2 separate regions of the Homo sapiens genome follow, and region 2 is linked to region 1. A link is a loop called in an ENCODE intact Hi-C map of the cell type or tissue named here. Cell type or tissue: dorsolateral prefrontal cortex. All regions are shown on one strand. Links, peaks and the distances in the headings refer to the core of each region. The heading gives the core; the rest is flanking DNA.

Region 1 (2,922 bases), core at 309-2,808:
TCACCTTTGAAATCTTCTGCAACATAGTGTAGTGATTGGTGCATATAAGAAATTCACAATAAATATTTGCTGAATGAATGGGTGATTGAATACATATATAAGTGGGAAATAAAGTTCCCTTGTAACGTTTTTACAAGATAAAGAATATTAACAAGAATCACTTTTCAATTTCTTTTGGACTGTGACACTTCTTATTGAGGATATCTAAAAACAATGGACAAAGCCTGATCAAAAAAGTCCAATATGTATCCAACTTTTCATAAAGAAGAAATAATCCTTTGGCCTGCTAGAGTGGTTGTTGTTTTAAGATTAATCTTAACTTATTTGTAGCCCATAAAACAAAACTAATTGCAGAATTCAAAGCTTTAGAGCATTCTTAGGTGGCTTGATGGGAAAGCATTGAAATAAATACAAACGTTTAGATAAAACAACCATTTTAATAGTATTAACTCTGCCAATTAATGATAATGGAAGAGCCGTCCAATTAGCTAAATCGCTAATAGTTTTATCAAGCAGAGGTTGGTAATTTAAAGCAAACAAATTCTTTCTAATTTTATCCACTTGCACACCAAGATATTTAAAGGATAACAGGGGATCCAATAAAGAGTATTGCTCAAGAAGAGCTATATTTAAATCTCCTAATGGCTATAACACAGAGTTACCCCAATTAGTCAGAAAATCCAAGCAGTCAGTAAATTCTTTCAAGCTTTCACAATTTGGGGTAAAAATAAATGAGATACAAGAAAGGTGCTACTTGCAATCATTAGCATTATTACTGAGGTACATTTGGAAGATGGAGAGTGTCCTGAGACAGTCAGGGGTATAAACTTAACTCATCAAATGCAGCAATTGTGAGCACTCTGCACTCATGCTCAGCCTCACACTGGGGCATTTCTGAGCAGTTTTCTTGGAGGTTACCGCTATATACCCCTACTCAGTACAGAAGGTCAGGGAGAAGTTGATTCCACACCAAGTTTGGGACTGGGACTGCGCCTGTCAAACCTCCACAGAGAATCCAGGCACATAATTGGATAATTCAGGAAGATCTTCTTAGGACAAGAATGATGTTAACATTTCTTACAATACCTGTTTTATTATTCTCAAGAGAATAGACTTTCAAAAACATCTGTGTTATCTGAATATGTGAACTTCATCAGTAGGGACATGGTCAGTTAAGGACAAATGGCAAATGATCAACTAAAAAGGGCCTTTGTTGTCCTTCTGCTTGGGTATAAGATAACCTTAAAATTTTCAGAATTAATGATGCTGTTAACCCCACATTAGGGTACTGCCAACCAAGCCACTGTGCTTAGATGGACAAATGTTAAAGAGAAAAGAACACAATGAAGAGCCTTTCCAGAGCATTATCTTTGCCAGTGCTAGCAGGTGGAAAGTATTATTTGACTATCATAACTTTCTTTTATTGAGCTACTTACTAGGAGCCAAGCACTGTGTCAATATCTTCATATTCCTTATTTCATTAAGCTTCCCATCAATAAAGTGAGCATTACCTGTGTTGTATAGATGAGTTTACTGAGGCTTACAGGTTAAGTAGCTTGCCCACAGCTATTAGTCTGGGAGCCAGGATTCAGCCTTAGGGCTCTCTCACTACAAGGACCTTGCTTTACCTGGATTGTGTCCTGCCATCCTGGTTCCGTCATCTGGCATGTTGTCAGTGTTCAGTGTATATTGCAGGAGGATGATGGTCTCCATGTGTTCTAGTGGTACAGAGAACAAATACCCTATGGATAGCCCTGTGGGGTAAATAAAGAATGAACTGGGCCCAGCTGGGCATTTGCATCAAAGTGCCTCACCAGAGTTCCCAGCTGCTCTGGCAGAGTGCCCAGGCTTGCCCCAGAGCCCAAACAGAATGCTCTTTGAGATGCCTCTGGTTTTCATTTTCCAAACCTTGCCACACACAACAAGTGGGCCTGGGGCTGGCCTCAAAGTCCCCACCCTGCCTCACTTCCTTTGGGGGTTGGGGGAAGGGTTGTAGAAAGAAAAAGAATTGGTGACACCAGTATCTTGGTATGAAGAACTAACTTTTCTCTAAACTGTTAAAGGTCTTGTCAAATCCATCCATAGACTCAAATATTAACAAGGATCTTTAGATAAAAGGTTGTCAGTGACATAAACCACATGGAACTTGTGTTTACCACAAAATAAGAGCAAGGGCATATTTCTTATTTTTGTGTGTACCAAGAAATACAATCAAAGACTAATGGAAAGACTTAAACGTAGTTCAGTTTCAGGACTGAGAGCAGGATGGGCTGAGAAAACACTTCCTAACCCAGACGCCCAAGCAGGCAGGCCAGCCTGAGCAAGGCCTGGTCAATGTTAGGAAGCAATCTTAATTTCTCTCCCTTTATATTGTCTGCTGTTTGGTTTAGGCTCTTTCAAAATTTTTTTTTTTTTTTTTTTTTTGAGACGGAGTCTTGCTCTGTCGCCCAGGCTGGAGTGCAGTGGAGCTATCTCGACTCACTGCAAGCTCCGCCTCCCGAGTTCACGCCATTCTCCTGCCTCACCCTCTTGAGTAGCTGGGACTACAGACACCCGCTACCATGCCCGGCTAATTTTTTTTTATTTTAGTAGAGACAGGGTTTCACCGTGTTAGCCAGGATGGCCCTTGGCCTCCCAAAGTGCTGGGATTACAGGTGTGAGCCATCGCGCCCGGCCCCATTTAGCCCCTTTTCAAGGACAGATCTCATGGAAAAAAGCACCTGGCAGGTCACAGATACTCAATGAGCAGAGTTTTTTTTCTTTCTAGTTCTACTTTTTAGTAGAACTTTTCTAGTAGTTTCTTTACTACTTACAGAACAGTATAAATGAGGATAATTTTATCCTCAGCAGAAGTGGCACTTTGGTTTGAGAAAGAATGAGGGAGGGGGGTGGAAAACAGCTGAAAAATACCAGCCATTATCT
Region 2 (2,922 bases), core at 134-2,633, 68 kb after region 1:
TTGACTTTGCTTTGTTTCTCTCATTTCTTGATGCAAAAGTTTATATTTTAAATACTTTTTAAAATGCAAATTTTAATAGCTTATATTTTATTTTCAAAAGTAATGCATGCTTGTAAAAATACACTGATATGGATATAGAAACGAAGGGAAAAAAACCTCTTCTTCCAGACACATGTCTAAAATCCTGTTGCCAAGGGTAAATCATGCACTTTAAGTCCTTTTAAATTAGGGCCTTGTTAGTTTGAGGGATTGAAATTGTCTTAAGAAGCTACTAACTAGTCATATTTCTTTATTTCTAAATATTGAAGTAAAAAAACTGTGAAAGATTTCAAAAATACAGAAAACTATACAAAATTATAATCATCCATAAGACTACTGCCAAAAGGTAATCAAGTTGTAACATTTTAGTGTACTTCTTTCAATATTTTTCTCTGCCAATATGGTAGAGATGGTACAATGGTCCCTTCAATCCCTCCATATTATATTGTGACAATTTTCTAATGTTAAGAGACATTTTGTCATTGGGCGCAATGGCTCATGCCTGTAATCCCAGCACTTTGGGAGGCCAAGGCAGGAGGATCACTTGAGGTCAGGTGTTCGAGACCAACCTGGCCAACATGGCGAAACCTCGTATCTATTCGAAATACAAAACTTAGTTGCGCATGGTGGCACGCAGCTGTAATACCAGCTACTTGGGAGCCTGAGGCAAAAAATAAACATTCTTTCAAAAAAACATAATTTTGAATGGCTGCAAAATATTCCTTTGCAAATGCTTCGTATTAAACTTTTTCCAGACAATGAGAGGGAATATTTAGCCCTCTCACCTCGTGTTTTCCTTGTGAGGGAGGGGCCCTTCTTCAATGACCAGGAAGGAGACATATAAATGGAACCGTCATTTGTCACCTCTCTGAATCCCCTCCCTCCTTCCTTCCAAAGGCAGAGTGACTCCTCTGGCTGCTGAGATGGAAAGAGGTGTCAGTTCAGTCACTCTCCACAGCAATCCTGCGACACCCTGAGGCTTGTGTTTCGTCTCCTTGGAATGGCTAGTTGGGCCCCACCATGTGGCCAGCTTCTCTGTCAAGACTCACTTATTCTGGCATGTTCTTGCTCCTGCAGAGGGCAGGCCTGCAGTTGGGGATGGAAGTGTTTAATTCTGAAGGAAAAGTGGTAGGCTTGTAGCCACAGGTTGAGCTGCTTCTCTAATGCAGTTTAGTCAACCTTTAGGATTATAGATAGATGTTCATCAGCTGGATTCCTGTATTTGTCTCTCAACTTGCTCCTAACTTAGATGAGGGGAGATAGTGAGTCAAGAGAAAAAAATGTAATGATTAATAGTTATAGCCCTATACCTCAACTAATGTTACTATAGCTAACATTTATTTAGTATTTATTCTGGATCAAGCTGCATTTTCTCATATAATTCCCCCAACAACCCTGTGAGGTCATGGTATTATTGTTATCATTTTACAGATGATGGAATTGAGGCATGATGAAAGCCTCTCGCAAGTGAGGGAGCTGGGATTTGCTCCCTTGCTCCTAGCCACTTCACTGTATCATCCTTCATCTATTCTACATCATAAATAACACATTAACTTTTTTGCACATTAATTGTAGCTTGACTTGTAAACTCTACCTGATGCTGTCTTCTATAGTTGAATATGTCCGTTATTTTTTAAATAATATTTTATTGTAGTTATTGAATGTCTTTTAATATCATTTATAATGACTTGGGATATACAGATTTTTATTTTTATGCAGTTAAATCTATTCTTATTTTCCTTCATGACTTATTCCATCTTGATTTTGTGTTTAGGAAGTCTTTGCCAACCCGATAAATAGACTTTCACCTATATTTTACTTTAGATTCTATGGTTTTATTTTAAAAGTATAACTTTTACCATCCAGAAATTATTTGGTATAAGAGAACCGTTCTAAGTTTTTTGTTTTGTTTTGAAGAAAAACAAACAAACAAACAGTTGACTCAACACCATCCTTTCTCCACTGGTTTCCAAACCTGTTTCTGGTTTCTGTTTTTCTCCATTGCACTACCTGCTAATTTTTCTGTAATCTCACTCTGTTTTTATTTGTTTGTTGAACTTTTTACTGTAGCTTTATGGCATATTTTAATATTTAGAAGGATGAGTCCCACCTTGTTACTCTTTATTTTTAGAAACTTGTTGTCATCATGTGATATTCTTCCACATACATTTAAAAATTATTTTATCAAGTCTTTGCCCTAAAATCTTAATGGGAATATAGTTAGAATCTAGTTTCATCTGCAACTCAGTTTGGAAATATTTAATATCTTTACAGAATTCCTTTTTTCCATCTAGGAACATGTAATTTATTTATTCTTAAATATTTTCTTTTGCATGTCTCAGGTACTGAATTTGTCCTCATGAATGTGGCATTCTTTCTTGTTCAGGTTATTTCTATTATTTTATATTTTTGGAGGCTATTGGGAATAGATTCTTATATAAATAGTTATTATGATTTCACATTGTTTAAAACAACTGGTTATTGTTGGCATATGGACAATGTGGACAATTTTTTAATAGTATTTTTGTTTAGTTTGTAGTTTCTTTATTGACTTCATTAATTTTAAAGTTTTTCCTTTGATCCTCCTGAGCTGTCTGTGCATAAATATACCATTGAAAATAATGATTTTCATTGCTTGCAATTTTTATATATGTTTCATTTTTATTTTATTGACCGGAACTCCCAGAATAATGTTAAATAACAATTATAATGAACATCCTTGTTTTGTTTAAATTTTAATGGAAATGCCTACAGGGTTTCACTGTAAAACATGACAGCTCTTGTTGCTTTAGAATAGATATTTAAATAAATAATATTTCTATTTGTAAAAAAATGTTTCCTCTTTAACAACCAGGACTAGATGTTGAATTTTATTATATTATT

The links. Hi-C counts contacts between places; a loop is a spot of excess contacts. Peaks named below come from ENCODE experiments on the same cell type or tissue, not always from the same donor. Only the 100,000 strongest peaks of a DNase experiment are listed, where the experiment ranks them.
Region 2: it touches region 1 in a loop (2.0-fold over the local background); 1 of 110 quality-filtered maps calls a loop at or near these places.

The regions. Positions count from the first base shown.
Region 1 is chr1:87,409,164-87,412,085 of GRCh38, forward strand. The region is part of intron 3 of LOC105378833 (a long non-coding RNA gene); the gene reads left to right. Among named protein-coding and RNA genes, the nearest start is that of LINC01364, 39 kb to the left of the region's middle. In dorsolateral prefrontal cortex, for the core only: no CTCF peak of the experiment used is centred there; a DNase peak (open chromatin) is centred at 1,838; H3K27ac peaks cover 1,883 bases.
Region 2 is chr1:87,477,351-87,480,272 of GRCh38, forward strand. No RefSeq gene overlaps it. Among named protein-coding and RNA genes, the nearest start is that of LINC01364, 110 kb to the left of the region's middle. In dorsolateral prefrontal cortex, for the core only: a CTCF peak has its summit at 1,104; a DNase peak (open chromatin) is centred at 1,091.